2 separate regions of the Mus musculus genome follow, and region 1 is linked to region 2. A link is a loop called in an ENCODE intact Hi-C map of the cell type or tissue named here. Cell type or tissue: left cerebral cortex. All regions are shown on one strand. Each heading gives the region's core, and the rest is flanking DNA. Links, peaks and the distances in the headings are about the cores only. Region 1 has its middle 17 kb from the start of Lamp3. Region 2 has its middle 25 kb from the start of A930003A15Rik.

Region 1 (16,874 bases), core at 4,413-12,412, 180 kb before region 2:
TATCACTTTTTGCAGATGATATGATAGTATATATAAGTGACTCTAAAAATTCTACCAGAGAACTCCTAAACCTGATAAACAGCTTCGGTGAAGTAGCTGGATATAAAATAAACTCAAACAAGTCAATGGCCTTTCTCTATACAAAGAATAAACAGGCTGAGAAAGAAATTAGGGAAACAACACCCTTCTCAATAGTCACAAATAATATAAAATATCTTGGCGTGACTCTAACTAAGGAAGTGAAAGATCTGTATGATAAAAACTTCAAATCTCTGAAGAAAGAAATTAAGGAAGATCTCAGAAGATGGAAAGATCTCCCATGCTCATGGATTGGCAGGATCAACATTGTAAAAATGGCTATCTTGCCAAAAGCAATCTACAGATTCAATGCAATCCCCATCAAAATTCCAACTCAATTCTTCAACGAATTGGAAGGAGCAATTTGCAAATTTGTCTGGAATAACAAAAAACCTAGGATAGCAAAAAGTCTTCTCAAGGATAAAAGAACTTCTGGCGGAATCACCATGCCAGACCTAAAGCTTTACTACAGAGCAATTGTGATAAAAACTGCATGGTACTGGTATAGAGACAGACAAGTAGACCAATGGAATAGAATTGAAGACCCAGAAATGAACCCACACACCTATGGTTACTTGATCTTCGACAAGGGAGCTAAAACCATCCAGTGGAAGAAAGACAGCATTTTCAACAATTGGTGCTGGCACAACTGGTTGTTATCATGTAGAAGAATGCGAATCGATCCATACTTATCTCCTTGTACTAAGGTCAAATCTAAGTGGATCAAGGAACTTCACATAAAACCAGAGACACTGAAACTTATAGAGGAGAATGTGGGGAAAAGCCTTGAAGATATGGGCACAGGGGAAAAATTCCTGAACAGAACAGCAATGGCTTGTGCTGTAAGATCGAGAATTGACAAATGGGACCTAATGAAACTCCAAAGTTTCTGCAAGGCAAAAGACACCATCAATAAGACAAAAAGACCACCAACAGATTGGGAAAGGATCTTTACCTATCCTAAATCAGATAGGGGACTAATATCCAACATATATAAAGAACTCAAGAAGGTGGACTTCAGAAAATCAAATAACCCCATTAAAAAATGGGGCTCAGAACTGAACAAAGAATTCTCACCTGAGGAATACCGAATGGCAGAGAAGCACTTGAAAAAATGTTCAACATCCTTAATCATCAGGGAAATGCAAATCAAAACAACCCTGAGATTCCACCTCACACCAGTCAGAATGGCTAAGATCAAAAATTCAGGTGACAGCAGATGCTGGCGTGGATGTGGAAAAAGAGGAACAGTCCTCCATTGTTGGTGGGAGTGCAGGCTTGTACAACCACTCTGGAAATCAGTCTGGCGGTTCCTCAGAAAACTGGACATAGTACTACCGGAGGATCCAGCAATACCTCTCCTGGGCATATATCCAGAAGATGCCCCAACAGGTAAGAAGGACACATGCTCCACTATGTTCATAGCAGCCTTATTTATAATAGCCAGAAGCTGGAAAGAACCTAGATGCCCCTCAACAGAGGAATGGATACAGAAAATGTGGTACATCTACACAATGGAGTACTACTCAGCTATTAAAAAGAATGAATTTATGAAGTTCCTAGCCAAATGGATGGACCTGGAGGGCATCATCCTGAGTGAGGTAACACATTCACAAAGAAACTCACACAATATGTATTCACTGATAAGTGGATATTAGCCCCAAACCTAGGATACCCAAGATATAAGATATAATTTGTTAAACACATGAAACTCAAGAAGAATGAAGACTGAAGTGTGGACACTATGCCCCTCCTTAGATTTGGGAACAAAACACCCATGGAAGGAGTTACAGAGCCAAAGTTTGGAGCTGAGATGAAAGGATGGACCATGTAGAGACTGCCATATCCAGGGATCCACCCCATAATCAGCATCCAAACGCTGACACCATTGCATACACTAGCAAGATTTTATTGAAAGGACCCAGATGTAGCTGTCTCTTGTGAGACTATGCCGGGGCCTAGCAAACACAGAAGTGGATGCTCACAGTCAGCTAATGGATGGATCATAGGGCTCCCAATGGAGGAGCTAGAGAAAGTAGCCAAGGAGCTAAAGGGATCTGCAACCCTATAGGTGGAACAACATTATGAACTAACCAGTACCCTGGAGCTCTTGACTCTAGCTGCATATATATCAAAAGATGGCCTAGTCGGCCATCACTGGAAAGAGAGGCCCATTGGACTTGCAAACTTTATATGCCCCAGTACAGGGGAACACCAGGGCCAAAAAGGGGGAGTGGGTGGGCAGGGGAGTGGGGGTGGGTGGATATGGGGGACTTTTGGTATAGCATTGGAATTGTAAATGAGTTAAATACCTAATAAAAAATGGAAAAAAAAAAAAAGAAAATTGTCCCAAGAAACAAGCTGGAATAGCCAATCTAATACCGAATAAAATTGACTGTCAACCTAAAGTTATCAAAAAAGATAAGCAGGGACACTTCATACTCATCAAAGGAAAAATCTACCAGAATGAACTCCCAATTCTGAATATCTATGCTCCTAAAGCAAGGGCAACCACATTCATTAAAAAACAAAAAACAAACAAACAAACAAAACCTAAAAACAAAAACAACTTTACTCAAAGCACACATTGCACCTCATACAATAATAGTGGGAGACTTCAACACCCCACTCTCATCAATGGATGGATCATGGAAACAGAAACTAAATAGAGACACACAGTGAAACTGACAGAAGTTATGAACCAAATGGATTTAACAGATATCTGTAGAACATTTTATCCTGAAGCAAAAGAATATACCTTCTTCTCAGTACCTCACAGTACCTTCCCCAAAATTGACCGTATAATTGTTCACAAAAGAGGCCTCAACAGATACGAGAAGACTGAAGTAATACCATGTATCCTATCAGATCACCACTGACTAAGGCTGATCTTCAAGTTCTAAGCATAAATGGGAGAGTGTTAAATGACTTCCAGCCCATCCCAGAGAAATTTGGCAGTGTATAAAGGCAGTTTGATTGTCATAATTTTTAAGTAGGTAGTAGATGTGGAGACATGTTATGGAGTGGAAAGAGGCTAAAACTGCTACTAAACACCCTACAGTGCATATCCTAGATTCAGCATCAATTTATCTGGCCCCACATGACAAAACTCACAGTCAACAAGCCCTTGCCTGAGCTTCTCAGTATTGTACTTTAGGAGAGTCAACACCCTCAGCTGCAGTTCCCAGAGTAAGATGCAGAGTCTGTTCTCCACTTTAGGTGCCCATGGCCAAGTCCACACTGCTGCCTCCCTCTCCTGAGAACAACATATACCCAGGCAGGGATGGTGGCCATCTGTCATATGAATCAAGGGCAGTATTTCATGTGTCCTGCCCTCACTGACACTACCTGCACCAGGACACAAGTCTTCACCTCTGCAACACACAGCAGTGTGAGAGATAGACAATACCTTGAAGCAATTCTCCATGATGTGGGTGGCCCTGAAGCATCAAGAAGAAAGTCAGAAATCCATTAGCCTGACTATTCAGCAGCTAGGCTTTCTCTCGTCTTCTGCACCCATCTTTCCTATATCCTTTCTTTCATCACATTTGGTACTTTTTCTCCTCTCCAGAAAAATGAACTTGAACCCACTGGTTTCACAAAAGTTATTCAACAGGAAAAGACCTACTAAGTGAGATATGGGGACAAAAGTGAACTCTCATAGTAGCAATAGGAGAATGCATTGACCCAGACAATGCCTACTAGGTGATGCCCATGTTTGCCACTGAGATCCTTCCTATCAGGATCCCTTAGTTGTAACCAGAACCCAGCACTGTCAAGAAGGTGATGCAGGGTGGCATGCAAAACTCAGCTTCCTAACTGGTCTAGGTATTAATGGGAGAGAATCCTGAAAAGAGAGAGAAAGAAGCTGAGGAGGGAGGGGCAGCTGACGAAGGATGGCAATGAGGAAAGGCATGAGAAAGGCAAGAAGAAAGTTACTTCTCCTTTCCCATAGTTTCTGCTTCTTCATCATTTCTAGGGTTTCCATGGGGATAAGATACCTGCATAAGCAGCTTCCTTAGGGAGCCAAGTAAGGAATTGGCTCCATGGTAGGAGTTTAGATGGTCCCACTGCCCAACAGCAGGGTGTGGGGAGCAATGCTGTCTCAGGAATACAGCCTCACTATCTCTTACTTCTATACCATCTTTCATTGAGATGGCATTTCTCACTGTTTGATCTGAGAAAAAAAAGGGGGGCTCCCAGGATGATTGATTATCCTAAAGAAGGATCTATAGTGCTCAGACACAAAGCCAGAGATTCCTGAACTGAAACTGACTAGAAAGCCTCCTCCCTGAGAACTAACTCATGGTACCAAAAGCAACTCATAGGACTCTGATGCCTATGAACCACCACAACCAGCTTGAAATAACACCCTAAGGCTGCAATAGTGATACCCATTCCTTGGCAGTAACCAGCATCTAACTGAATATAAGAACCACTCATCAAGAGGGAAATTGTGCCTGGTATCAGAAACCTAGGCAACTACTCAGAGCTATTGAAATCACAGATCTTAGGGGAAAACCTACCACTGCCATTTTATTAAACCAGCATACTACTTAAGTATATTCTAAATATTTGTCCTTATACCCCCAGATGAATATAGTTTTCATCCTCTTCTCTTCGCAACAGATGGAGACTTAGAGAAAATTACAACGAGTAAGAATGTAGAATTGTGGACCCCAGTCCCAACTGATACATCTTCAAAACACCTGCTACACCTAAAACTCAAGGAACTTTGTGGAAGAGAACAGAAAGATTAAGAGCCATGGGGATCAGGAAATGTGCTATGAAACTGTCTTCTGGTAATGTCAGAAGCTACACCCATAAAGTCTCACCAATATGACTGCCTAAGAATAAACTGAACAAGCACTACAACAATAGACATGCTAAAGTGGATAGAGGACCTATGAGATTCCTAACCCTACACAAAGAACTACAGACAGCTAAGAAATGCTGGGAGCTGGAGAAACAGTCTTTTCCAGGGAAGAGCAAGCCAATTGGTCATTCAGTACTAAATGGTCAGCTCTGAAATGCAGATACACAAGTAGCATTATACAGACAGACTGAGTAGGTTATATTTATATTTATATATGGATATACATAATCATACAATAACAGTTAGTGAAAAACATGGTGATGAATTTGAAACAGAGCAAGGAAAGGTATATAGGAAGATTTAGAAGGAGGAGAAGGTAGAAGGGATGATGTAACTATATTATAATCTCAAAAGTGAAAGAGATAATCTTAAAGAAAAAAATGTAAAGTGCTTTCTGCACCCTGGGTTGGATGGGACCTGAGGTAACCCAGGAACTGAAAGACAAGTTCCAGCCAATTTGCAGGATGTGATGAAGTGGAGTTCCAGAAACAAGTAATGCTCGCTAGCTGCTTTCTTGGACCCTAGTAAGACACCCAGAACTACTTAGCTGTCCACTGAAAACTGTGAACATCTATTGTAGGTTTAAGTTACTTGGGTTTGGAGATCTTGTTAAACCTATAAATAGCCAATCCACACTTGAGAAATTGGTGAGGGATGATAGCAGAGGGACCTGGCTCAGTCGTGTTTGCTCCTTATAGGAAATGCCACATGAGACATGTTTAGGTGATTGTCCTACACTGGTGCCTACTGATGTCAGTAACATCAGTGAAGATGAAAAAAACAGGCTTCCTGTAAAGTCTGCAAGGGGCCTTGTCCTCTGTCACCACCCTCTATGATCCAGAAAGGCACACACAGTGTTGAGATACCAGGGGCCACAGAGCCACCTGCTGACAGACAGGGTGCAAGTCCACCTTGGTGACTCTCATACTAAGGAGGGAAGAATTGGCAGGCAATTATAGAAATGCGGGCCTAAGGAATTCTGGCTACTTAGAAGACTGAGCCCTGGGGGCAGGGATGCCCCAAGATGGAAACATTGTTTGCTGTTACTGGCTCCCTAAAGGAGAGAGATCAGAGGGAAGCTCCGGGCAAAGAACAGAGGGCTGTCATGCACTTAGCTCAACTATTCCAGGGCTTACCTTAGCCATGTCCACTCTAAAATATAAAAAATATTGAACTTATAAAAAAGACAGATCCTCCAAGCTCTACTGAGACTCAGGGTCCACTTCCCTCTGTCTGTGCCACTTGTGACAGAGACAGTGAAAGAAACTACCATGTTCAGTAATGGAAGCCAGTGGCCTCTGCTGCTCTTCCACCTCCTCTGTGAATGTGGAGGTAAATGGGACACCCATAGGACCCCAAGCTGGTTTAGAGCTAGGTTTTCATTGAGAAGTGCACATTTTATATCTCAACATAGTGTATACATAGAAAATAAAAGGTCAACAAAATTAAAATGAAAACATATAGGGCAGAATTTCCCCTTACACTCAGTGATGCCCTTGTCTGTCTCATCCTGTCCCTTCCCATCCACAGGGTCTGTTCTATTCTACAGAATAGAGCTGAAAACATGATACAGGAGGTGGGGCTGGGGAAGTCACAACATCTCAACATCCAAATGTTCTGGACCTCAGCCTCCCAGGGATGTTGATACAGAGACAATACTCTATTCACCTGGTCGCACCATGGCTCCTGGAAAGCCCAGGATTCTCAGGCCCTGTAAATCTTGGAGAGCACTCTGCAGTCCAAGCACCAGAACACAGGGAGAAGCGGGTAGCTCGTAGGCATCAAATCCATGACAGTTATTGATCATCAGGCCAAAGGCCGTAAGTGGGCCCTGACCTCTGAACAACCGTCCCTCCCTTGCCTCGTCCCTGCTAGTTCCTAATCTGCCTTTGCTTGTACCTTAAGTCATCTACATGTTTAGTCCTCTCCTGCCTTCACTGACATAGGCTCTACTGCCCTGTCTTGGGTATAAAGGCTTTAGCAGCACTGAAGGCACACAGTCTCAGTCAGGATCTTTTCAGTCACCAGAACGGATGCAAGTAAGCAGAGAGGCAGCCACTATCTACTGCTCAAAATCAGCAGATCTGGGTTTGAGTCTCACTGCCACTCAATAGAGATGTCATTTATTCTCTTTGACCACACAACTTCTTTTTAAAAAAAAAATCTCTAAAATCAGAATAATTCCTAGTTTACAATGCTGGTAAGAAGATTAGCTATAATTCAGAAAAATGAGATCCCTGTTCATCATAGAAATTCAATAAATAGTACTTGTGATGGTCATGGCTAGTAATCACCACAGTAAAACTGAAGCAAGGCTCTGGGCAACTCTGGTCTTTCCAGTATGTTAGCATACTTATTTTGGGGTAGAATTCACTTGCCATGCCTCATCATCATATACTCTCAGGATATATGAAACCAGTTATAAAAGTATCAAATGGTTTTAAACTAGAGCACACATGCACACGCACAAACACACACACACACACACACACACACACACACCATATGTGGTGGGGGAAAGGTTTGACAGGTTGTTGGTGGTGGTTGGTGGTTTATGGGTTTTTTGTTTTGTTTTTGTTTGATTGATTGATTGATTGATTGATTGATAACAGCAAACTTTTAAAGGACAGATACATTCTTGCAATATGTGGAGAATGACTGTCCTCAAAGCCAGCAGCTGGCAAAGGAGTTGTTCTCTGAGTTTTGAAGTCACTTTCAGGCTGTGTGGCAAAATAAGTAGACTGTTAATTGAGGTTGGGTAAGAGGAAAAGCGAACCACAGACCTTCGTAGACAAATGCTGTAGTTCACACCACATGGTTCCCTGCATGGATTAGGGAATATAGTTTTAATAATTTTATAGTTCTAATGTGTAATTCTGATTAAACATATTGAGTAGAATTTACCAAATAAAGCTGTCAGTAAATTTAAAGTAGCCTTAATGCCGCATCTTCTTGTGCAGTGCCAGCCTCCTCCCGTAAACAAAATGGTGGAGGTCGGTGTGAACGAATTTGGCTGTATTGGACGCCTGGTTACCAGGGCTGCTGTCTGCTCTCCACTTGGCAAAGTGAAGATTGTTGCCACCAGTGACCCCTTCATTGACCTCAACTACATGGTCCACATGTTCCAATATGACTCCACCCACGATGGCACAGTCAAGGCCGAGAATGGGAAGCTTGTCATCAACAGGAAGCCCATCACCATCTTCTAGAAGCAAGATCCCGCTAATGGGCCGTGATGGCCGAAGGGCTGCCCAGAACATCATCCCTGCATCCACTGGTGCTGCCAAGGCAGTGGGCAATGTAATCCCAGAGCTGAACGGGAAGCTCACTGGCATGGCCTTCCGTGTTCCTACCCGCAATGTATCCGTTGTAGATCTGACAAGCCGCCTGAAGAAACCTACCAAGTATGATGACATCAAGAAGGTGGTGAAGCAGGCATCTGAAGGCCCACTGAAGGGCATCCTGGGCTACACTGAGGACCAGGTTGTCTCCTGCGACTTCAACAGCAACTCCCACTCCTCCACCTTTGATGCTGGGGCTGGCATTGCTCTCAATGACAACTTTTTAAAGTTCATTTCCTGGCATGACAATGAATACGGCTACAGCAACAGGGTGGTAGATCTCATGGCCTACATGGCCTCCAAGAAGTAAGAAACCCTGGACCACCCACCCGAGCAAGGACACTGAGAGCAAAAGAGAGGCCCTCGGTTGCTGAGGAGTCCCTATCCCAACTCTGCCCCCAACACTGAGCATCTCCCTCACAGTTTCCATCCCAGACCCGCATAATAACAGGAGGGGCCTAGGGAGCCCTCCCTACTCTCTTGAATACCATCAATAAAGTTAGCTGCACCCCAGATAGATAGATAGATAGATAGATAGATAGATAGATAGATAGATAGATAGATAGATAGATAGATAGATAGATAGATAAAGTAGCCTTAACAAAATAAATGTTTTTGATAAATTAGAATTTGAAGACAAAATTGTGCCTTTTCTCTTATTACCCACTAGGTGGCAGAATGTAACCATGGTATATCCTGCTGACAGTTCTTATTGGCAAAGATGTTAAATGAGTGAACTAATTTCTTTTATTATTATTATTATTATTATTATTACGTATTTTCCTCAATTACATTTCCAATGCTAGCCCAAAAGTCCCCCATGCCCTCCCCCGCACTCCCCTACCCACCCATTCCCACTTTTTGGCCCTGGCATTCCCCTGTACTGGGGCATATAAAGTTTGCGTGTCCAATGGGCCTCTCTTTCCAGTGATGGCCAACTAGGCCATCTTTTGATACATATGCAGCTAGAGTCAAGAGCTCCGGTTAGTTCATTTCTTTTTAAAACCAGCAATATTTTTCTATTCCTTTAAACTAAGCACATTCCTAACGTTCAACCCCAGAATGTCAACCAAAGTTCACGATTTCCATTGGTAGCAGAGGATCTTCTCTAAAGCCACGCTTAAGGCCTGGGCTCCTCTTCTTGTCTTCCAGAGGATGATGGATAACTATGGCTGAGGGTCAGATGCTAACAGAGAACTTGGTACAAAGGCTAAGAGCGTCTGCATGTTTATCCTTACAAGGCTGTGTTTAATCCCATCATGTAAAATAAATGATAAAGGAATTTAAGCATAAAGAGACAAACCTGCTTTTCAAGCGAGACTGGAGAGATGACTCAGGGGTTAAGAGCACTGGCTGATCTTTCAGAGGACCCATCTAGTCTCCAAAATTAACATGGTGGCTCACAACTGCCTGTGGCTCTGGTTCTAGGGTTCAATGCCTTGTTCCAGCCTTCTCAAGCACTGCATGTATGTGGTGTACAAACATACCTGCAGGCATTCACACATACACATGAAATAAAAATAAAAAAATCTAAAAACAAAAAACAAGGCTCTGCTTCTCATTTGCTCTCTCGAACTCTCACAGGATGGAGCACTAAAATGCTCCCAGGGGGACAAGACGGAAATAGGATATTTTATTTGGTGCAGCTTGGGCTATGTCTGCTGAATCTAATGGGGCACAAGTATAATAGGATTCAAGAAATTCACTAGACTGGATGTGGGCACAGGATGTGGGTTCCAGGGAAACCCTGAATGTTGAATGTGACATGGGCAGCTGGAGGGAGCACAGGTAGCCCATCTGGGCCTACGCTGCTATGCCTCTCTCTACCAGTGACTACAGGGTCACTGGTGAGAAACAGGGCTAATGTCACTATGAAGTTCCATAGGAATGGAGACAGGATGGGAGGTCGAGCTGAGCAGGTGGAAGCTGCAGAATTAGGGGAGATCCATACTCAAAAAGTATGGCTATGTGATCCCTGGTAGAGAACATGGCAAGTGTCACTGGCTGGGTGACTTTGGGTATCACCCAAAGATTTGTAGAAGGGACAGACGCAGGCAGTAATGCAGGGCCATGAGGACTAGAATCTTCAATGAATTCCCAACAATGTCTACTACTCACCTGAATGCTTAAGACTTCAAAAATACTCCTAACATAAAATGTTAAATATGAGCCTTTTATTAAGGCAATAATATATGCAAAATCATAGACATATATGTCTGTTGACTACCTCTGTTAATTTCCTTTTCATGGTGGATATTTAGGAGCTACCATACCAACAATAAAAATTAGCACCTATAAGCAGTTTGGATTACCCTTATATGACAGAGGCTGCTATTATTAAATCCTAAGATAATAATAACTAGAGCATTACATTTTGATATAAATTTTAGCTTTTATCATTAAAAGGCAAAAGCTATTTTCTAACTACTTGTTCTGTTGTATTTCAAAAACCAGTTTCTCAGGATTCTTATCTTGTCTAATCTAAGCTAAAGAGAAAGAAAGTATTAATTTTAAAAGGAAGCTTTTGGTTCCTTCTCTGCATGCATAAATTGGCAAATGATACAAATTCTTTGGTATTTTTTAAAACATCTATTTGTTGTGTATTATGCTGGTTAATCTCCATGGCTAACACACCTGGGAAGAGGGACCTTCAATTGAGAGACTGTCTTCATGGCCTATGGGAATGTCTGTGTGGTATTTTCATGATTCAAATGATGAGGGAGGGCCCAGGGCCCATCCCATAGTGAGCGGTAGCATCCCTCTGTAGATGGGCTTGGACTGTGTAAAAATGCTAGATGAACATCCAGAGAAAGTGAGCTTTCTCTAGTGAGCAGTGGTCCCCATGGTCTCTGACTCAATTTCTGTTCTGCTCTGAATTCCTGACTTGGCTTCCCATGATGATATACTATAACCTGTAAGACCAAATAAATTCTTTCCTTCTTGAGTTGCTCTTGGTCAGTGTCTTATCACAGTAACAAAGAACCAAACCACAACATGCATGGTAGTATGTTTACACGTGCTTATCTTTCTATATATATGGCAGTGATTGGCTTATGAATAAGTGGACATGTTAATTGAGACTTCTAAGCTACTCCAAATTATTTCTAGTTTATAATATAACTAAAATTTTAGGGGTAAATTCTAGGGCTAAAATTTAGGGATAAATAGTTTAAAAGGTTTAGTCAAGCTGTTACTTGATAAATCATTGTTTCCACTCTGATTCTATATATGGTCTTAAGGGAAAAGAAAATCCCTATTGCTTGGAAAAGAAACAGGCTTTCAGGCCATGCAAAGCCCTGGTCCAGGTTACAGTCATATCTTCATAGATTGCTGTTCTCATCTGAAGGTGATCGTCTAGGCTCTGCTATTCCAAGTCTGCAGATTGAGAGTGCAACCTAGCCCTGTACTTCCAGCTTTCCCTATGTAATTAATTTGCTTACAGAACAAAGGTTTTATGTTTTATCAAAATAATTGTTTTTATTCTGTACTAAATGTGTCAGGTACTAATTAAGAAACAACGTCTTACATTAGGCTTTATTTTTAAAAAAAGGATCTCTGTCAAGCTTTATCTCAGTGGCATTCAACAGCTACATTTTAAAAGCAAGAGTTGTTCCTTAATGGTAATATAATTGACATCTGGGTGCTCAATAACCATACAGAGAGACCTATACTAACACATGCATAGATGTCAAGAGTTGGCCCATATGTATAAGTCAACTAGGTTCCAGAGAGCTATAAGATATCTCTCAAAGGATCCTACAGCTCTGATGAGTCATCTGGACCCTTGATTAGAGAGGCCATGAATATTTCAGAGGACAGATTGTAACCAGTATAAAAGGAGAGTCAATACAGACATGCTCCCTATGCCTCTTAAGGAAATGAAATGCTCAAAAAGTATTTGACTCATGCCTAGCTGATGGCACAGTTGGTAAAAGGCTTAAGGAACCAAAGTTTCTTCACAAGTCTCAAGTAATCCCTGAGGATTAATCTCTCAACTAGCTTTGACATTAGGAAATAGGTTAAGTATCCACATTTTGGTCTTCCTTCTTCTTGAGTTTCATGTGTTTTGCAAATTGTATCTTGGGTAGTCTAAGTTTCTGAGTTAATATCCACTTATCAGTGAGTGCATATCATGTGTATTCTTTTGTGAGTGGGCTTAGTTCCTTCTTAGAATGGAGAACAAAATACCCATGGAAGGAGTTACAGAGACAAAGTTCAGAGCTGAGTCGAAAGAAAGGACCATCCAGAGACTGCCCCATGCTGGGATCCATCCCATATACAACCTCCAAACCCAGAAACTATTGCATATGCCAGAAAGATTTTGCTGACAGGACCCTGATATAGCTGTCTCTTGTGAGGCTATGCCAGTGCCTGGCAAATACAGAAGTGGATGCTCACAGTCATCTATTGGATGGAACACAAGGCCCCTAAAGAAGGAGCTAGAGAAAGTACCCACGGAAGTAAAGGGGACAGCAACCCTATAGGAGGATCAACAATATGAACTAACCAGTACCCCCCAGAGCTGTGTCTCTAGTTGCATATGTAGCAGAGGATGGCCTAATTGGGAGGAGAGGCCATTGGAAAGATCATATGCCCCAGTACAGGGGAATGCTAGGGCCAGGAAGTGGGAGTGGGTGGGTTGGGGAGCAGGGTGGGGGGTTGTATAGGGGACTTTGGGGATAGCATTTGAAATGTAAATGAAGAAAATATCTAACAAAAACAATGGAGAAAAGAGGAAATGGGTTAAACAAATCTCCCACGGCCTTTTTTCCTCACTTAATCCCTTTTTTGCACACTGACAAGTAAGTAATCTTTACTCCTGTTCATCCTCCAATTCTAATTCCCCAGTTTTATCTCCAGCTTTGTGGCCTCTCCTTCCTCCCTGCTCCCATTCTCAGGGAACTAAACAAAACTTCTCCCACAACCTTACTTCCTCACTGCATCCCTCCATTTTAGTCACCAACAACCTGGGCACTCTCTCCATGGATACCCACTACCCATGGAAAAAGGTAGGCAATTTTAATTATATATAATAAGTTATATATGGTTTTAACACACAGGCACAAAACAGCCAGGAAATCTGCACAATGGGAAGATACAGAATCTACAAATAATAGCAAAAAGAGGAGGAGGGGAGGAGGAGGAAGAGGAGGAGGAGGAGGAGGAAGAGGAGGGGAGAAGGAGGCGGTGGAGGAAGAGAAGCAGCAGCAGCTCAGATCAAAGGCCCAGAAAAATATTTTCAGCAATATCATAGAAGAAAAGTTTCCTAACCTAAAGAAGGTGCTTATTAACGTACAAGAAGAATAAGAACACCAAATAGACTAAGTCAGGAGAAAAATCTCTATGAAACATAAGGATTGAAACACTAACTTTACAGACCAAAGAAAAAAGCTGAAAAAGAAAAAGACCAATTAACCTATACAGGCAGACCATATTAGAATAACACGTGTTTTTTTCAGTGGGGACCCTAAAAGCCAGAAGAGCCTGGGCAGATGTTCCACAAACTCTAAAAGACTACGGATGGCAGTCCATAGTGCTATACCCATCAAAACTTTCAATCACAGTAAATGGAAAGCAAAAGACATTCCATGATAAACCCAACTTTAAGTAATGTCTGTTTACAAATCCAGTTCTACAGAAGGCACAAGAAGAAAAATTTCAATCAGAAATTGTTGATTACACCCAAGAAAACACAAGGAAGAATAATAATAATCTCAGACCAGAAAGTCAAAAGAGGCAGGAAAAAGCCCTACATCTCAACAGCAAAACAATCAGTAAACACTGCTCATTGATAATTCACAACATCAATAGTCTCAAGACACCAATAAAGAGACACATACTAGCAAAGTGGATATGAAAACAGGTGCAGTCTGCTGTATCCAGGAAATATGGCTTATCATCAAGGACAAATGTCACCTCAGGGTAAAAGTATGTAAAAAGATACTCTTAAGTAAATTGTTCCAAGAGAAAACTGGCATAGTCATTTTTGTAGTCATCAAACTAGACTTCAAGCAGAACAAATACAAAGAGATGGGGAAGGACACTATATATTGATCAAAGGAAAATTTTATCAACAAGATATTCCAATTCTAACATCTTTGCACCAAACACAAGGACACTCAAGATCATAAAAGAAACTTTAATACAGCTAACATCACATATTGATCCTTACACAGTGATAGTGGATGACTTCAAGATTTCACTGCCACCAATAGACAGGTTATCCAGACAAGACAAAACAGAGAAATACTGGTGCTGACATCATAAACCAAATTGGCCTAAGAGATATTTACAGGATATTTCAGCCAAAACACAGAAGAATATACTTTCTTCTGAGCAGCTTTCTCCAAAATTGACCATATATTCAGACACAAAGAAAGTCTCAACAGATATATGAAAATTAAACTAACATCCTGCATTCTATCTGAAATCCATAGATTAAAGCTGACTATCTACCACAATAGAAACAACAAAGAGCTTACAAACTCATAAAAACTGAAAAACTCACTACTGCATGAAGAAATGGATCAAGAAAAAAAATTAAGAACTTTTAGAATTGAATGAAAATGGAATCAGAACATACTCAGACTTTTGGACACAACTAAGGCAGTTCCAAGGAGCAACTTCATAGCATTAAGTGCCTACATTAAAAAATTAGAGAGATCTCATGTTAGTAACTCAACAGTATACCTGAAATCTTTATAACAAAAAGAAAAATTAATGCCCTAAAGGAGTAGACGGCAAGAAATAACAAATCTTGGGGCTGAAAACAATAAAATAGAAAGGAACCATACCAAAATTTACAAAGAAACAATTCAAGAAAGAGCTGGTTCTTTGAGAAAAACAATAAGACAAACTCTTATTCAAATTAACTGAAAAGTGGGTGGAGAAGATCCAAATTAACAATATTAGAAACGAAGAGGTAACAAAACAACAGACACTGAGGAAATAGAATCATAAGGACATACTTTAATAACCTACACATCACCAAATTTGGAAATCTAAAAGAAATGGAACTTCTTGATATATACCATCTATTAAAGCAAGATCAGGTAAGCAACTTAAACAGAACTATAGCCCCTAATGAAATGAAGCAATCATTAAAAGTTTACTAATCAATAAAAGCCCAGGGAAAGATGGTCTTAGCACAGAGTTCTACTGGACTTTCAAAAAATTGGTGTTAATACTTCACAAATTATTTTAGAAAATAGAAACAAAAGGAACATTGCCCAATTCATTTTACAAAGACACAGTTACCCTGATATCTAAACCACATAAAGACCCAACAAGGAAAAAGAACTACAAACCAATTTACCTTATGAATGCAGATACAAAATTCTCAGCAAAATACTTGTAAACAGAATTCAAGAACACATCAAAAGGACCATCCACCACGATCAAGTAGGCTTCATTCCCAAGACCTGTAGTGATGGCAGTTCAACTATGAGAATCAGTAAATGTAATCCACCACATAAACAAACCGAAAGCAAAACAAAAACATGATCATCTCATTCTCATTAGAGTCAAGAAAAGCCTTTAACAAAAGCCAACACATCCTCTCATGATAAAAGTCCTGAACAGACTAAAGACACAAGGGACATACCTCAAAATAAAGACAATTTACAACAAGCCTGTATCCAACATCAACTTAAATGGAAAGAAACTTAAAGCATTTCTAGCAAAATCAGGAACAAGGCTGTTCACTCTTTCCATATCTATTTCAAGTACTCTAAGTCTTAGCTAGAGCAATAAGACAACTGACGATCAAGTGGATATAAATAGTAAGAGAAGAAGTCAAAGGATCTCTATTATGAAGATGGCATGAAATTGATAGGATAAACTTCCTCTTCATACAGAAACACAAAGCACCAAGAATTGTTTAAAAAAACAAAAAACTGGGGCTGGTGAGATGGCTCAGTGGTTAAGAGCGCCGACTGCTCTTCCAAAGGTCCTGAGTTCAAATCCCAGCAACCACATGGTGGCTCACAACCATCCATAACGAAATCTGATGCCCTCTTCTGGAGTGTCTGAAGACAGCTACAGTATACCTATATATAATAAAATAAATAAATAAATATTAAATGGATGGATCACAGGGCTCCCAATGGAGGAGCTAGAGAAAGTACCCAAGGAGCTAAAGGGATCTGCAACCCTATAGGCGGAACAACATTATGAACTAACCAGTACCCCGGAGCTCTTGACTCTAGCTGCATATGTATCAAAAGATGGCCTAGTCGGACATCACTGGAAAGAGAGGCCCATTGGACACGCAAACTTTACATGCCCCAGTACAGGGGAACGCCAGGGCCAAAAAGGGGGAGTGGGTGGGTAGGGGATTGGGGGTGGGTGGGTATGGGGGACTTTTGGTATAGCATTGGAAATGTAAATGAGCTAAATACCTAATAAAAAATGGAAAAAAAATAAAAAAAATAAAAAGAAAAAAATAAATAAATATTAAAAAAACTCATAACAAAAGAATCACTGAAGGTATCTCTAACCTAAAATTGTATTACAGAGCTATAGTAATAATAACATGGTATTGGCATAAAAACAAATACAATGATCAATGGAACTGAATT
Region 2 (16,874 bases), core at 3,622-11,621:
ACATATTTCAAGAGTTTTTTAAACCAAAATTTTCATACTGTTTCACAAACTTCTCATGAATCAATTCCAAAGTCAGGTTTATCGCCTCAAAGACCCTACTTCCAGGACTAATTTCTGTGTTATTTTCTTTTCTGTTGTCATGATAAAATACCCTGACAAATATATTTTGTCTTACAATTCTAGAGGGGATAAAAATCCATCATGAAAACAAGGCATGACTGCACAAGAATGAGGCTAATCTGTCATACTACATTATCAGGAAGTGGGGTCACCCTCAGTGATGCACTTTATTTCAGCAAGGCTCCACCTCATAAATGTGCCATAGCCTTCTGTAAACTAAGGTCAATTTATATGTATTAGGCTTTAACCAAAACCATTTAAAACTAAAATGTAAAAACAAAACAAAAAATGCTTATAGCATATTTAAAAAGTAGTTTTGTGTAACTTTTGTGTATTTGTATTTTAAACTAAATGATGTTAGGTTGCAGACATGGGACAAGAGTGGGAGGTGCATATTTAACACACCAAAGTGGATCTGACCTTTAGGTTCTCCCAGCAATCCTCAGTCATTACCTGGCAGACCCTGCCCTCTGCCCTAAACTTTCCAGCCCAGGGGCTGTGCTTCCCCTCTCCCAGAGGCTCTTTCCTATATAATCCAGACACTTGGTGCATTCTCTCTCTCTCTTTCTCCTTCCCTCCCTCTCTCCCTCCATCCCTCCCTCTCCCTCTCTGCATTTTCTCTTTCCCTGAACATGCTCGTTCTTTCTTTCTCTTCCTCCCTCCTTATGTATTCTCCCATGGAGAATAACTTATCAAGTATTACAAGAGTCCAAACATTTTTTTTAAAAATATGTATCATTTTATTATGTTTCATGTGATGCAAAATATCTACAATAAAATAAAATCCAATTTCTCCAATGGCAACGAAGTGTCTGATGCACCCCTGAAACGATCAATCCAGGAAGAACAGCAAAGCGGCCAGCCACTTGCAATGCACTATCATCAAATATTGGACAATCTTACCTCCGTAACTTCTTTCATTACAAAGATAGAACATGTAACTTTATCCAGCATCTCTCCAAACATTTTTTAATTCAAAGTTTATAAAATACAATTTTTACAGCATATGAAAGCTAATTATCACAAAAGACAGAAAATATTTTAAAATAATTTAGTATGCTGTCCCTCCACTTGTCTGCCATTTGGTGACATGAGCAAGGGAGAAATGCCCACCCCTACCAATCACGCCTTGCCACCTGTGGCAGGCAGAAGAGTTAGCTCAGGCAGTCATGAGAGCAGAAAAGTTGGCTTCCCTCTCACTAGCTGCAGCTTTCAAGAAAACAGGCCCTGCATCTTGCCTGGGCAACACAGTAGAGCTGACCCTGGATTGAGGGTCAGCCAGGCCCTAGGGCATGAGAGCAAGAGAGCTGGTTCTGCCCCTTAACTCCTGCAGTGTTGGGTGAACTAGCCACCTCTGTGCTGGAGAGCTCGCCCTGGTGGTGTGAAGAACACCTGTGGGCCTCAACTCTCAGCTCAGGTTCAGATCCAGGCCTTTGAGTTGGCCCACCCTAACACCTACCCCATCTTTGAACTGCTGGAGGGTGTGAAAAGACTAGCCCTGCAGATCTAAAGCTGCAGAAGCTCCATGCCACAAGGCAACAGCAGGGTATCTGAAGGACTCCTGGTGAAGAACCAGTGTTGATAGTAGCTGACAGCTGAGTTCTTGGACCAGACTCATGATTCATTGAAATGAAGATTTGCAAGTAAAGAAGTGAGAACAAAAAGGTGTGTGATGGGATACACTGTGACACAGGACAGCTACCAAAACGGGTTTTTTTTTCTCTCCTGGGAAAGTAGCAAGGAAGAGGATGATTATGAAGGTACAGGGAGATGAGTGGAATTGGGGTACACACATACAAAAAATAAATAAAAAGTTAAATAATAATATTTTAGCATGTCCATGTGTGCAACATGTAGAAGGTCTCCAGTAGTGTACAAGAGGCTCTAGGCCTGCACATTCACCTCCCACTCACTCCCTGATTTGCCCAGAGTAGCAATCCTGTCAGCACCTTGCTTACTAAGTGTCTTTACAGATATGCCTTCTTAAATCCTTTGTGCTGTGTTTACACTGTATCTGTTCTATGGTTAGCCTGTATGTTTTATCTTTTTTTTCAATTTTAAAAATGTTTAGCAATTTTCATTTGGGGCTTTTGCAAAATTTTTAAATAATTTGCTTACATTCTTAAAAATGCTTTATGTTTTTCATTAATTTTATTGGATATTTTCTTTATTTGCATCTCAAATGTTATCCCCTTTCCCACCCCCACCCCCGCAGAAACCCTCTATCCCATCCTCCTTCCCCGTGTATCTATGAGTGTGTTCCTCCACCCAACCACCCACTCCCACCTCCCTGCCCTCAGTTCCCCTACACTGGGACATCTATCCAGCCTTCATAGGACCAAGGACCTCTCCTCCCATTGATGCATGACAAAGCTATCCTCTGCAAAGTGTGCAGCTAGAGCCATGTATACTCCTTTGTTGATGGCTTAGTCCCTGGGAGCTCTTGGGGGACTGATTGGTTGATACTGTTGTTCTTCCTGTGGAGTTGCAATCCCCTTCAACACCTTCAGTCCTTTCTCTAATTCCTCTATTGGGGACCCCATGCTCCGTCCAATGGTTGGCTGCAAGCATCCATCTCTGTATTTGTAAGGCTCTGGCAGGGCCTCTCAGGGGACAGCCATCTCAGGCTCCTTTCAGCATGTACTTCTTGGCATCCACAATAGTGTCTGGGTTTGGTAACTGTATATAGTATGAATCCCCAGGTGGGACAGTCTCTGGATGACCTTTCCATCAGTCTCTGCTCTACACTTTATCTCCATATTTGCTCCTGTGAGTATTTTGTTCTCCTTCTAAGAAGGACCGAAGCACCCACACTTTGGTCTTCCTTCTTATTGAGCTTCATGTAGTCTGTGAATTTTATCTTGGTTATTAATTTTTAAAGTTAATATTGGAAACAGGTTTCATTATGCCATTTTCATGTATGTGTCATTATACTTTGTTCTATATGTCCCCTTCTCCCTGTGTCCTTCTCTGTACCCCTTCTCAGTCAGTGCCTCCCTGCCCCAGACAGCACCCCCTTCTGCTTTTAGGTCACTCATGTCCCATAACTCTCTGTTCCCCAGATCCTTAAGATCTCTTCATTCCCTTCTCATCATCTTCTGTCTAGTTTGCTCACACAAATGCTATTCAAGCATGCATGTGTACACAATAACTTTATTCTGAGTTCCATATATGAGAGAAAATGTGCAATATTTGTCTTTCTGAGCTTGGCTTATTTCACTCCACATAATGATGTCCAGTTCCCTCAATTTTTCTGCAAAATACTGTGATTTCATTTCTCTTCATGGCTGAGTAACATTCCATTATATATTTGCCACATTTCTGTATTCATTCTATTGATGGACTTATAGACTACTAGACTACCTCCATGTCTCACTGTTGTGCCTAGTACAGCCATGAGCACAGATATAAAGGTACCTCTGTGGTCTGTTCACTTAGTCTTCACTGTTTATGCAAGGGTGAGAGAGTTGGCTCATAACAGGAGTTCTACTTTGAGACAAGGTCTCTGGGTTATCTCCTTCACCTGTAGACCATAGAGCTCTGCAATGCTGGGACTGTTCAGGGCAGCCATGCTCAGCTATTTTTAGTTCTTTTGTGAAACCTTAGTACTGATTGTTACTATGATGTAAACTTTTTATTCTGACAGCCCAGGCCCTGCTTCTTTGCCTCAGAAGCTTAGAACCTTAAGGTCAAAGGCGCTCCACAGACATGCAGCATCCCTGCCCCTAGAAGACCTGGGATAGACTCAGGAACCTACCCTACCCCCACCTACATGCCTCATGGGAAGCATAGCTGGACCAAAATCTTTGACAAATGGTTTTAGTGGTAATGAACCCCATCCTAAAAGCCTTTTTCAGATTGGTTCCTTTCTTTATTCTGATCTGGAAGGTGACCCAAGAAAAAACAAGACATCTCTATAGGAACTGAGAGATTGACAAGAACAGAAACTGAGACTCCACCTACCTCTGGTGAAGAAGGTGCTGTTTGACCACTTGACCCTGCAGCAGCCAAGCAACAAGTGGTGGTAGAGAGGAAAGCATCTTTTAAGTATTTTTGTATTTGTCCTAAGACATTCAAAATAACGTTATGGTAGGGGGTCACCACAATATAAGGTTTTGAAGGGTGGCAATGTGTTGTGTGTAGCTTTGCTACCCTGCCTAAGCTCCAGGAATAGGCCATGCTTCTCTAAAGCATTTTTTTCACTCAATCTCCCTTACTTCTCCCTTCTGTGGAGCTTAATATTTCTATATACTTAAGAACATCTAAACAATTACTATTATACTCACTTCTACTTTAAAAACAATGGAATTAAATTTTATTTATCCCTATATTTTGATTATCTGCTTGTAGGAATCAGGCAGTTTTTTCTGTCTGGCTCTCTGCCTCAGAGCAGTCATCCTGCGTCTTTTCACAGCAGAAGATCTGTGAGCTAAGGCTTTCCCTGTGTTCCTTTGTTTAAGTTTCCTGCACACTGGAGCCATCACATGACTCACTCTGCTCAGCTTAATAAGAAAACAATTCTCCCCTCTTCCTAGACCTTTATCACTGTGTGTGTGATCAGTCTGAGAACTCCTAAATGAATAGTGGATTCTCGACTTCCACATTGGGTGCCATCTGTTTCATGTAGCTTTGCTGCCCTGCCTAAGATCTGGGAAAGGGCCATGCTACCAGCCCCTATCCAGCTTCCCTTGAATTTACAGATAAAGGACACAGACACACACAGTTATTCAATTTCTACTTGCCTTTGACACAATTGCTGGGTGCTGTTTATCTCCTGCCTGGGAAAGAGTGCCATTATCAATATTCTTATCTCCACACCTCAGTTGTATCCAGTGCCTGCTAAACACCCTTTACCACCTGCCTGTAGGAGCAGCCTGTGTGGCTACTCCATTTGAGATCTTACATGACTGGTCACCTTTTCTCCATCAGAAGCATGGTGAACTCTCCCCCCCTTCCCTCCCCTCTCCCCTTCTCCCCCCCCCCCCCCTTGTATCTGTCTCTTGCCTCCAGGGACCTGTAAGTCCTGCCTATTCCTTCTACCTAGCAATTGTCCCATGACTTTTTTACTGACAGATCAAGAACCAATTGGGGAACAGGACCTTAGCATCAGAACCATTCCTTCAGCAATGTCAAGGAGGTTGAGAACCACTGCCCCAAGAAACCCTAATCAACCCATAGGTGTTTGATCATTGAGAGTAGTTACTGAAAAGGTAATTTTCTTTTCATCATTAGAGTGCAACAAACTAGTAAAAAGTAATTTTTAATTCAATAGCAACAGCATGATAATTTTGAGTTTACTTTCTCATTAAAAGCTGTTTATGAGTTTACTTCTCTTAGTGAAAAGCCTATCTGCTCTAGGAAAGGAATGGTCTTGTGGTTCTTACATTTGAAACACCCTGAGCCCTTAGGGCTATTGTTAGAATTGGAGCTTTTTTTTTTTTCTTTTTAGTGCCTACAATTTACTGCTTATGAAGAGACACCATAACCAAAGCAGTTTATAGAAGAAAGCATTTAATTTGAGGCTTGCTTATAATTTCAGGGAGTTAGTCCATTATCATTGTGGTGGGAGCATAGTGGCAGGCAGGAAGACACCAGATCAGTAATTGCGAGCTTACATCCTGATCTGTAGCCAGGAAGCAGAGAAAGATTGAGCCTGGTGATTGCTTTAGAAATCTCAAAGCCTACCACCAGTGACACATCTCCTCAAACTGGGCCACACCACCCAATCCTTCCCAACAGTTCAGCTAACTTGAAACCAAGCCTTCAAACATATAAGGAGGCCATTGTCATCAAACTACCACACTCAGATACTTATTTTAAGGCCTGGTGGTGGCAAGGTCTGTGAGCCTGTTGGGAAGCTCCATGAGGGATAGCAGATAACTAAGAATCAGTTTTGAAATTTTCTTATTTAAGAATCTCCAATAGTTAAACATTTTTAAAGCTTTTAAGTTTATATAAATAAAACTAAGCACTTTTTAAGCATTATATATTTATCATCAGAGAAGCATTATGTCCATCCTTTGCATCCAAAATTATTGAAAAGCCAGAATATTTTTAAGGTGAAATCTGAGCGTATTGCTATAGATGGGCCAGCCAGGCAACCTCAGGGAAGAGCAGGAAGAGATCTGTTTACTGATGTAGCAGGAAGTGAAAGGACTGCTGTCCTGCACCATGAAAATGGCTACTGGAAAAGGAGGCCCTTTAGGAACTGTGCATATATGGTGTTCCCAAAAATGAAAGTTTGCAGGTTTGCTTTAGTGTTTTTGTTTCAACTTCTTTAAGAAATTTTCTTAACTGTTGTGCTTTCCTGTGATATTTGGGGGACAAAGAAAGTGAAAAAGCAGCCACTTTAGGGAAAGCTGAGCTCTTTCTTTGTGACAGGATTCGAAGTAGAATCAGGCTGGTCTTGATAAAGAAAGAGAAATAAGTAAATAAGAGAGTTAGGGCTGGAAGGGAACTTATAGAGCATGGATCCCTGCTCCTAAGATTGACCAGATCAGACCAGCCTAAGATGCCCAAATTTCCCTTCATCTCGTCAACTTTCACCACTCTAGCCAGACAAAGTGGGATCCTTGGGGAGATTCAGAGCTTCTGTCTCTTTTGGCAACTGCAACATCCAAAATTCGCATCCCCAACAAAGGATCATCCAGATGTGCTCCTATGAAGGAGGGCTACTCTTTCCTCACATCTGGTGCTCAAAAATGCTTAAACTAAGTCATTAAGGATTCCTCACACAGTGTGATAAATTCCTCACATGAGGCACCAAAATGTTTTAGCTTGAATGCATTAATACTAAACTTAGAGTCAGGAAGCTCCACCCATCACAGGACCATAACTGAGGAGCTATGAACATGATTGGCCCTCTGGTGGGCACGTTTAAAAGTGCAACCTACTTTCTGCCTGAAAATCCTAAGGCTGAAAGTGCAATTTGAAGTCATTTCCAGCCCTTCTTTTCATTTGACACATATCGTATGGCTTTGCATATATCACATGTTAATAATAAGCCTTTTTGGTCAGGACAATATCTCCATGCTACAACCTCTCTGTGTTTCAGTTTTCTCAACCAAGGCAGCATCAATTCACACCCAGAGTTCATACATGGATACACAAGATGGCATTTGTCAAAACTGTTTTCTGGGTCAGGATGCACTGCAGACAGAGCTTGTATAGAAAACATTACCCACTCTTTCTGGCCAGATGGTATGAATAGGACACTGTCCTGTGAATTTACAAAACATTATATAGTATGGAAATCTATGTTTTTCTCATATACAAAAGAGTTTTCAGTAATAATGGGATAATTGCTGGGTGTCAGTTTCATAGAACTTTATAGTTTACTACTCACGATTCCCAGCAGATGCTGATGCAACAATATTTGTTGAGTGTTTAGTTTGGTCCCTGATGGGTGCTGCATGCTGAAGACACAGAGACTGACAAGAAAGTCCTCAGGCCTGGGAGCTTTTAGTCAAATAAGGACAGTTCTAGCCTCTGATGTGTTTGGAACATTTACAACATTGGGCAGTGAGCTAAACATCTTTTGAGAATGGTCTCATAAAATTCTCATTCAAAACATATTACATACAATCTATTACCCAGATTCTTCTGTGTTGTTTTGTTGTGGTCACCTTGTGAAACAGTCTCATATAGCCCAGGCTGCCCCCCCTCACTCCCTGTAACTGAACCTGGAACTATTCCACGTGCCTCCACTCTCCTCCCAAGTGCTAGAGTTACAGGCATGCACCCTCATCATCGTAAGCTTCTTAGCCTGTGGGCTATGACTCCACAGGTAAAATTCTGGCAATTGTAAAAGGTTTCTAGACACAAGATGACCAAGAAAAATCAAGGTAAAACATAATGAATCAGAGGTGTTCTGACAGTGCTGGTCCTGCAACCACACTGCAGTTTTCATTTCTAAGCACATAACATGCACACTTTGTCCTGCTATGGCACACACCACCATGCCACACGGAACCAGAAAACACTCCTTGAGATTCCTCAGCTCTGAGTACAAACGTGCCCAGCAGAGGGCCAACAATGTTCATAGCTCCTCAGTTAAGGTCCTGTGGTGGGTGGAGCTTCCTGACTCTAAGTTTATTCTTAATGCATTCAAGCTAAAACATTCTGTGCAGTGTTTTCATGGTACATACATAACACTTTCTGATGCATGCAAGCACAGCCAAACTAATACTTAGCATTTTTCTTCCACTATTCCTTAGCACATGAGCGTCAGATAGTCAAGCTTAGCTTCCGTAGTGCGCTGCATTAGATCGCCTAACTTCTAAGATTGCTCTTTGAGTTGTTTGCTTAAGTTTCATAAAGAGAACAACAAAAATAACCATCACCAGCAGCAGCAGCACCACTACCACCACAACAGCAACTGTTAGTTGAGCCAGGCATGGTGGCATATGCTTGTAGTCTCAGTACTTGAGAGGCAAAGGCAGGCTGATCTGTGCAACTCAAGGCCATCATGGTCTACGTGTTGAGTTCCAGACCAGTCATGGTTACAGTGAGACCCTATCTCAAAATAGTCCTTAACATACTTCTGCCACTTTTGTTCTGCATATTTATGTAAAGAAGCATCCTTGGCATTAACAATTACAAATTAATAAAAATTTCAGCCAGAGAAGAAAGGATGGACCATCTAGAGACTGCCATATCCAGGGAGCCATCCCATAATCAGCCTCCAAACGCTGACACCATTGCATACACTAGCAAGATTTTGCTGAAAGGACCCTGATATAGCTGTCTCTTGTGAGACTACGCCGGGGCCTAGCAAACACATAAGTGGATGCTCACAGTCAGTTATTGGATGGATCACAAGGCCCCCAATGGAGGAGCTAGAGAAAGTACCCAAGGAGCTAAATAGATCTGCAACCCTATAGGTGGAACAACATTATGAACTAACCAGTACCCCGGAGCTCTTGACTCTAGCTGCATATGTATCAAAAGATGGCCTAGTCGGCCATCACTGCAAAGAGAGGCCCATTGGACTTGCAAACTTTATATGCCCCAGTACAGGGGAACACCAGGGCCAAAAAGTGGGAGTGGGTGGGTAGGGGAGGGGGGGGAGGGTATGGGGGACTTTTGGGATAGCAGTGGAAATGTAAATGAGGAAAATATCTAATAAAAAAAATTTCAGCCAAATCTAAAGACATCAAAGATGCTCTGTGCCCTGCTATGCCAAATATTCTCCCAAGGTTTAATTCTTTATGTAAAAATAAACAAGCATGCTGTATAGTGGTAGTACACACCTTAAATCCCAGAACTTGGTGGGCAGAGACAGGCAGATCTCTGAGGATCCTGGGCCATCCTGATCTACAGAGTAAGTTCCAGGATCACCAGAGCTACACAGAGAAACCCTGTCCCCCACCAAAAACAAGAAAAAAAAAAAAAAGAAAAGAAAAGAAAAGAAAAGAATCTACCTCATTAGTGTTTGAATTTGCTTTTCTCCTAAGTAAATAGTAAAATGTGTATACTAAATAACTTTAAAATAAACTTTGTTTTCTATTCATAAATGTTTGGGTTTATGCATATTTTATGTACCTATATGTCTGCAGTCATAGAGTTCTCAGGTAAATGGAGTCATGAAGGGAAAGCCTAAAGAAGCCTTCATGTTACCCTGCTTTCAAGATGTGGCCACTGGAACTTGGAAGCCCTTGATGCAGCAGGCAGCCTTCTGGGGTAACACTTTTACTGCACACAAAATTTTTACTATTTTGTAATTGCCAATGCCAGGAACGCTTCTTTACATAAGTATGCAGAACAAAAGTGGCAGAAGTATGTTAAGGACTTTGTTTTGCACTGAAGATTGTAACCCACCTCCCAAGAAGATGCATTCTCTAAAGTCACTTGGAAATAACATTTTTAACACCTAAATATTGTTTCCTGTAGTGATTCAGTCCAGTTCTTCCTTCCAGCCTAATGCTCCCAGAAATAAGACTCAAACTCAAAATATGTTTACATATACCTTGGCCATATAGTTAGGCTCTACTCTGACTAGATCATAACTAAAATAGCCCAATTATTTTAACCTACAATCTTCCACTTGGCTAGTTACCTGTGATCAGGTACCATGTGCCCATCTCATCACATCTTCTGAGCCAAATATCCCACTTGGCTTTATCCTAAAATTCTTTCTCCTCCTGGATGTTCCACCTCCTATTTTCTGCCTAAGCCATAGGCCATTATATTTATTATTGACAGGTGTCACGTGCATGCAGACATAAGATATTCTCTATACAGTGTCTGTTTTTAAAATAAATTAATTCCTAATGTCTAAGAATTTGCATTAGTATTGCCCTTCAGTACCTGTGGGACTTGGATCAGGTGCCTATATAGCTGCAATACAAGAACACTGATGTTCCTTATATAAAATAATATATTTGCCTATAACTCATATATATATCAAATATTTTGATCTTGTCTAAATTAATATCTGGCATAATACAAATGCTATGTATATAATTGATTTGTTACATTCTTTAGGGAATAATAATAAGAAAGAAAGTCATCATGTTTAACAGAGATACAGCTTGTTTTAAATATTTTTCATCAATGATTGAATAAATGGATGCAGAAACATAGATAAAAATGGGTCAAACATAATTTGTAGTTTAGTGAGTGGGATCTAGGCTTCCTGGAGGTCACTGACTGTAGAAGTGTGGGCTTTGGTTCCTGATCCCAGTAGGATTCAGAAGGAATGAATGCATGTGGTCTGAATACATCTATTCCCATTTCTATGGGCAGTGATCAGCATGTTTCTGTCATATGAGATGATTACCCTAAACACCCAGGACAGGTGACAAGCATTCTGAAGAGCCATCCACAGCTCATCTGGATGTGAGTGTCCAGAGCACAGAATCAGCAAGATCAGTGATTCAGGAGGTCAAAGTTTGTTGAGTTCACAAAACTTTAGTGTTTTTTTTTTTTTTTTTTTTTTTTTGGAGGCAATTTTCTAAAACCACCTATTAATGCAGCCAACTTGGACTTGTAAGCTGAAGGCCTCACCCTTTCCCTTCTCTCAAGTCTCTGTCCAAGCAAAGGTGTCTCTGTTCATACTATCTCAAGTGATAGGTATGATGTTCCCCTACTAAACAAATACATTTGTCACAATACTGTATATACCACTTGGTTATCTGAAGCTAGACAGCAGGAACTTTCTTCGTTCACAGATGGAACCTGAAAGGTCTCAGATGTAAGTTCAAGAGCGACACTCAGACAGATTGCTGGGGTAAAGAGTTTATTAGAAGAGTTGTTAATGCCATGGACAGAGACAGACTAAACAACAGCATCGTGGAAGCTCCAAGGAAAGTTCAGGACCCAGCAGCAGAGTTAGACAGCGTGATACAGCTCTGCAGAGAAGAAATCATGGCCCGTGTGGAGAAGTGAGAATCTCTTAATACTTTTCAGCGGGTGAGGTGGTTTCCCAGCCTTTTGTCAAGCCTCTCTGATTCCCAGTCAGGGAAGGGGTGGAAACAAGACCTTTGCCAGTCAAAGTCCCTGTTTATCCTAGCAATCTGATAACCAGGAATCCACAGACAATGTCTCTGAAGGTTGCCTGTGACAGGGAAGGCTGCTGAAGGTCCTGTGACCTAACAGCAGTTGGGTTCTATGTTACATTCTTGTGGAACCCTGGTGCTTACACTTGTCTCTGGCATACAGTAGGTGCTCAGTAACTATCTGTGCGCTACTTCACGAAGGCTCAACCAACATTTTCCTAGTGCACTGTCTGCCTAGGACTTAGGACAATGTCTACACCATGCCTTTTTCTCTGGGTTTCCACAGTGAATCAGTCATGAGAATGCAACTGTGATAGCTAGGTTTCTGTCAACTGGACACGAGCTGGATGCTTCTGAGAGGAGAGTTTCAATTAAGAAAATGCTTCCATTAGATTGCGCCATGGGCAAGCCTGTAGGGCATTTTCTTAATTAGTGATTGATGTAGGAGATGTCCATTGTGGTGGTGCCATCCCTGGGCTGCTGGTTCTGAGGTCTAATAGAAAGCAGGCTGAGGAAGCCACGAGGAGCAAGTCAGTAAGCAATATTCCTACATAGCTTCTGCATCAGCTCCTGCCTGTAGTTCCTGCCCTGTTTGAGTTCTAGCCCTGACTTTTTTCACTGACGAACACGGGAATGTAAACCAAATAAGCCCTTTCCTGCTCAAGTTGTTTTTGACAACCTACTCATGGTGTTTCATCACAGCAACAGAAACCCTAACTAAGACAGCAGCAGTCTCCCAGGATGCACTTTGGCAGCTGAAAGCATACAGCATCTGTGCCCACTAAAACCTAGTATCTAGAGATGATGGACCACATATCACTGTCTACAGCCACACCTCAGACCCTACATTTGCTTGCTCCTGCCCTACTCCCTTTTCCTGTTTCTCACTTGGCCTTGTGTTTCTGGGAAATTACTCAACAGATATGCCTATTACTACATTTTCATTATGAAAGAATAGAATTTCACCCACAGAACTCATGTCTAAGGTCAGACTTGTGTTTTTCTCTGCAGTCAGATATGTCCATCTGTTTCTAATGGAGTGCTGCTGTGGGGGTTAAATCACACCTTACCAGCTTTTTCCTCTCATCATCTTTGCACAGTCCACACCCTCCAGCCTTGTTTTTCGGGTATATGTTGTGACTCCTGATGGTAGACAATTACTTGTCTGGTGCATTAGTTGGGTTTTGGTGGGTTATAAATAACACTTTAGAGAAAGGCAGAATAGTACACTTTATTTTGGTACATGTAAGACTGCTGTTATTACTGTTTTAAATCTGACATGGTAAGTTCATTCTATTGGTTGTGTTCCCTAGAGAATCCTGACTCAAACATGGCTGCCTTAGTCCACTGCCAAGGCTCTAGAGCTTGTCTCTCTGCCCTTAGAATCATCACTGATTTGTGCTTAGTCTTGCTGCTATGAAATTGCCTCAAGAGTTAGAATAAGTTGGATCCTGAAAACCTTTTTTTTTTAAAAGAGGCTAATATTTTACTACAATATTCACTGGCCTCAAACTGGATGGGTGATAAAAAAAAGTTTGGGCAAAGAAAATATTAACCTTTAATACTATGCAATAGCTGGACCTGATTTGTAGAAATCAAGGGGAATGATCTAAGGTGCCTAATATACAGACTTTTGTGGCTCTCTGCAGGATGGGGAAATCTAAGCTCTATAGAGCACACTGGCAAAAATGTTTCACATATGCACTCACTTCTGTGTCTCCTGTAACTCTCCTCAAAGGAAATGCCTAGCTTCTCAGGAATAACTAGAGCCCATTTTTCTGTTGAAGCACAAACCCTCATAGTACAAGAAGCTCAAAGGCTGTTCTGAGTCTTCCCACACCACCCAGGACAGCTGTTATCCACCAATGCCATTCTGAGGTCTGACTCAGAGTCTTGTTTCCGTTTTTTCTCTCCTGACTTTTTCTTTCAGATATTAACCAGAGCTCAAGACTTCTTTTAAACTCTGAAACTAATGCTTTGTTCTTTTTTACTCTCTCTTTTCTTTTCCGTATGGGAACTTCCCAAACCCCCATTCTCTGTCCCATTTCATAACAGGTTACTGTATTATTCTTATTGCCTTCCCAAATGGGTATAGACTTTGTCTCAGGACTGTTTTTCTTTTTATTGCTCAAAGACTATTCCTAAAAACTTAATAACCCAAATGACTATATTGACACAAGATCTTTCAATAAGATAGAAACTTCAGGCTCTACACGCTTAATTGTTGAAAATTCTATTCTTGATGGTTAACAAAGGAGACCTGAAGAGCCTACCTCTGACGTGACCATCTTACAGAACTGAAGGCATTTCAGACATACACTGACAAAAGACAGCCTCAGAAGGGCAGGCAGACTCAACTGGACCTTATGCTATCTCAGCTCATAGAGCTGTCCTAGCTCCTAAGGACTGTGCTCATTAAGTGAGCCTGCCTTCCTGGGAGAGGCTCATAGAAGATCCCTGACCTGCCCATTGGATTAACCCTTGAGGGAGTAGACAAGGACGTGTCTCCCCCTAGAGATAGATTCCATTATTTACAGGATCTTACTATGTACTCCATGTTGGACTCAAACTTTGTAGACCCTCTGGCTCAGCCTCCTGAGTGCAGGGGTATGCATGGTTTATCAAGTCTTTGACAGTTTTGACATACTCTAGGAAGTAATTGAACAGGGGCTTGGGTCATTTGGTCAGTGTGACCTTGAACTTCTGAAGGATAAGCTAAAGTATAGTCTGTATCTCTGGCTGAAGGGTTTAAGTGGGGCAGACATGCTGAGCACTGCAGAGTAGAGTGGTATTTGCTTAATAAACTTTAAGACCAGGAGAGCTGACCACTTGCATGGATGTTGAAGCTAGTAGTATGACCATTTCGATCCATCCATCCTGCACCAGCAATTTCAGATTTTACATCCAGGTATCAAAATGAAGTGCATATTTCTGCCTTTCCAGATGGTTAGAGTGTCTTCCTTCCTGTCTTCAGTTACTCTGGCTGCCCTTGAGGAAGACTCCTGAGAATAACTTCAAAACAAATGGAAACATTGGTTTGTGATCTGCATATTCTAGGGCCCCCTCTCCCCAACAGCCAGTATTTATACAACTGTCGTACATTGCCTTCCCCCACCCCCACCTCTCTCTCTCTCTCTCTCTCTCTCTCTCTCTCTCTCTCGATTAGATTACAAAACTTTGGATGCAAGTTGCTGATATGAGCCTCTCTGAGGGTTTTGCTTTGTTTTGTGCTTCTTTGGAATAAAAAGAAGGAGGAGGTGGAGAGGAAAGAAAACCCAAACAAACAAACCAAACATAAGAGACAATGTCAAAATGCCTTTGGTTCTCTTATTTTAAATTGTTATTCAAGTTCAAAGTGGTTGCTTTGTTTCTGTGTGTTTTAGTTTTGTTTTATTTAATCCTCAAGTATCTGTTTGCCGGGGTGTTACATTTTTTCTTGTTATGGAGAGTGATGTGGAGTATCCACCAGCACACTACTTGGACATGGGTTTAAGCCAATAGGAAGTCTTTACTAGCCAGCTGGTAACTACACTGAGTGTTTGGGATCCTAGTGTAGCCCCTAAGCCTTTCTCCGAGCCTTTAAGTACAAAAACCATATTTTAGGTTGACACACTTCAGTTAACAAGAACAGTTCCCCAGAAGAGGAACTACAGAAGCCAAAAAGCAAGGTTAATAATTTAGAGGCTTTCCCAGGACTGTAGCCATTGATGGATTAGGTCTTTGTTTTCATTTTGGCAGATGGTGCTGCCCACTCCCTGAGATTAATGGCCTGGATGGTACTTCCATCACGGAGTCAGTTGTGCTAAGGTCTCAGAACATATTACAGTGAATGCATTTGAAAGGTCAATTGATGACCTCATTCTTAATAGCTGAGTAGTAGTATTCCATTGTGTAAATGAACATTTTCTGTATCCATTCTTCTGTCCTGGGACATCTAGGTTGTTTCCAGCTTCTGGTTATCACAAATAAGGCCACTATGAACATAGTGGAACATATGCCCCTGTGGCATGATGGGGCATCTTTTGGGTAATTCCCAAGAGTGATACAGCTTGTTCTACAGTAGATCTATTTAGAATTTTCTAAGGAACATCCAGATTGATTTCCAGAATGATTGTACCAGTTTGTAATCCCACCACCAATGGAGGAGTGTTCTCTTTCTCCACATTCTCTCCAACATGTGTTGCCACCTGAGGTTTTGATCTTAGCCATTCTGATTGGTATAAGGTATTCCACTCAGGGTTAACGAAGACATCCTGAGTTTTGCAGGCAAATAGATGGAACTAGAAAATATCATCCTGAGTGAGGTAACTCAGACCCAAAAGGGCATGCATGATATGTACTCACTGATAAGTGGATATTAGCCAAAAAATAAATAAATAAAAACTACAGAATACCCAAGATACAGTCCACAGAACTCAAAAAGGCCAACAAGTTGAAGTGCCCAAGTGAGGGCACCTCAGTCCCACTTGGGAAAGAGAAGAAAGCCATCACAAGTGGAGGGGGAGGGAGGGACCTGGGAGGGAAAGTAGATGGGGGAGGGGTTGACAGGGGGAGAGGGGAACCTGATCTGGTATCAGGTCAGGGAAAAGGACTGAATCCCTGAGGGCCAGCAGAAAGAATGGAGACAGGCAACCTCAGGAAATAGGAGGTTAGGGGGACCCTCCAGAATGCACCAGAGACCTGGGAGGTAAAAGACTCCCAGGAATCAAAGGGAAGGACCTTAGATGAAATGTCCAAAAGTAGGAAAAGGGAACTTATAGAGCCCACCTCCAGCAGGAAGACAGGACATCAAGTGAGGAATGGGGTTGCCATCCCACAGTCACACCTCTGACCCATAATTGTTTATGTCTGAAAAAATTACAGGGATGAAAATGGAAAGGAGCCTGCGAAAAAGAAGGTCCAATGACAGGCCCAAAGTGGGATCCAGCTCAAGGGGAGGTCCCAAGGCCCGACACTATTACTGAGGCTATGGAATGCTCACAAGAAGTGATCTATCATTACTACCCTCTGAAACACCCAACAAGCAGCTAAAAGAGTCAAGTGCAGATATTTGCACCCATCCAATGGACAGAAGCAGCTGACCCCTGTTGTTGAATTAGGGAAGGCTGAAAGAAGCTGAGGAGGAGGGCCACCCTGTAGGAGGACCAGCAGTCTCAATTAATCTGGACCCCCAAGATCTCTCAAATACTGAACGACCAAACAGGCAGCATACATTAGCTGATATGAGGCCTCCAACACACATAGAGTAGAGGACTG

The links. Hi-C counts contacts between places; a loop is a spot of excess contacts. Peaks named below come from ENCODE experiments on the same cell type or tissue, not always from the same donor. Only the 100,000 strongest peaks of a DNase experiment are listed, where the experiment ranks them.
Region 1: a loop joins it to region 2, with 4 times the contacts of the local background. A loop is called at or near these places in 7 of 42 quality-filtered maps.

The regions. Positions count from the first base shown.
Region 1 is chr16:19,715,374-19,732,247 of GRCm38, forward strand. It overlaps the pseudogene Gm17799. Among named protein-coding and RNA genes, the nearest start is that of Lamp3, 17 kb to the left of the region's middle. In left cerebral cortex, for the core only: a CTCF peak has its summit at 8,953 (motif pointing right); no DNase peak of the experiment used is centred there.
Region 2 is chr16:19,900,343-19,917,216 of GRCm38, forward strand. No RefSeq gene overlaps it. Among named protein-coding and RNA genes, the nearest start is that of A930003A15Rik, 25 kb to the left of the region's middle. In left cerebral cortex, for the core only: CTCF peaks have their summits at 6,997 and 8,166 (motif pointing right); a DNase peak (open chromatin) is centred at 6,987.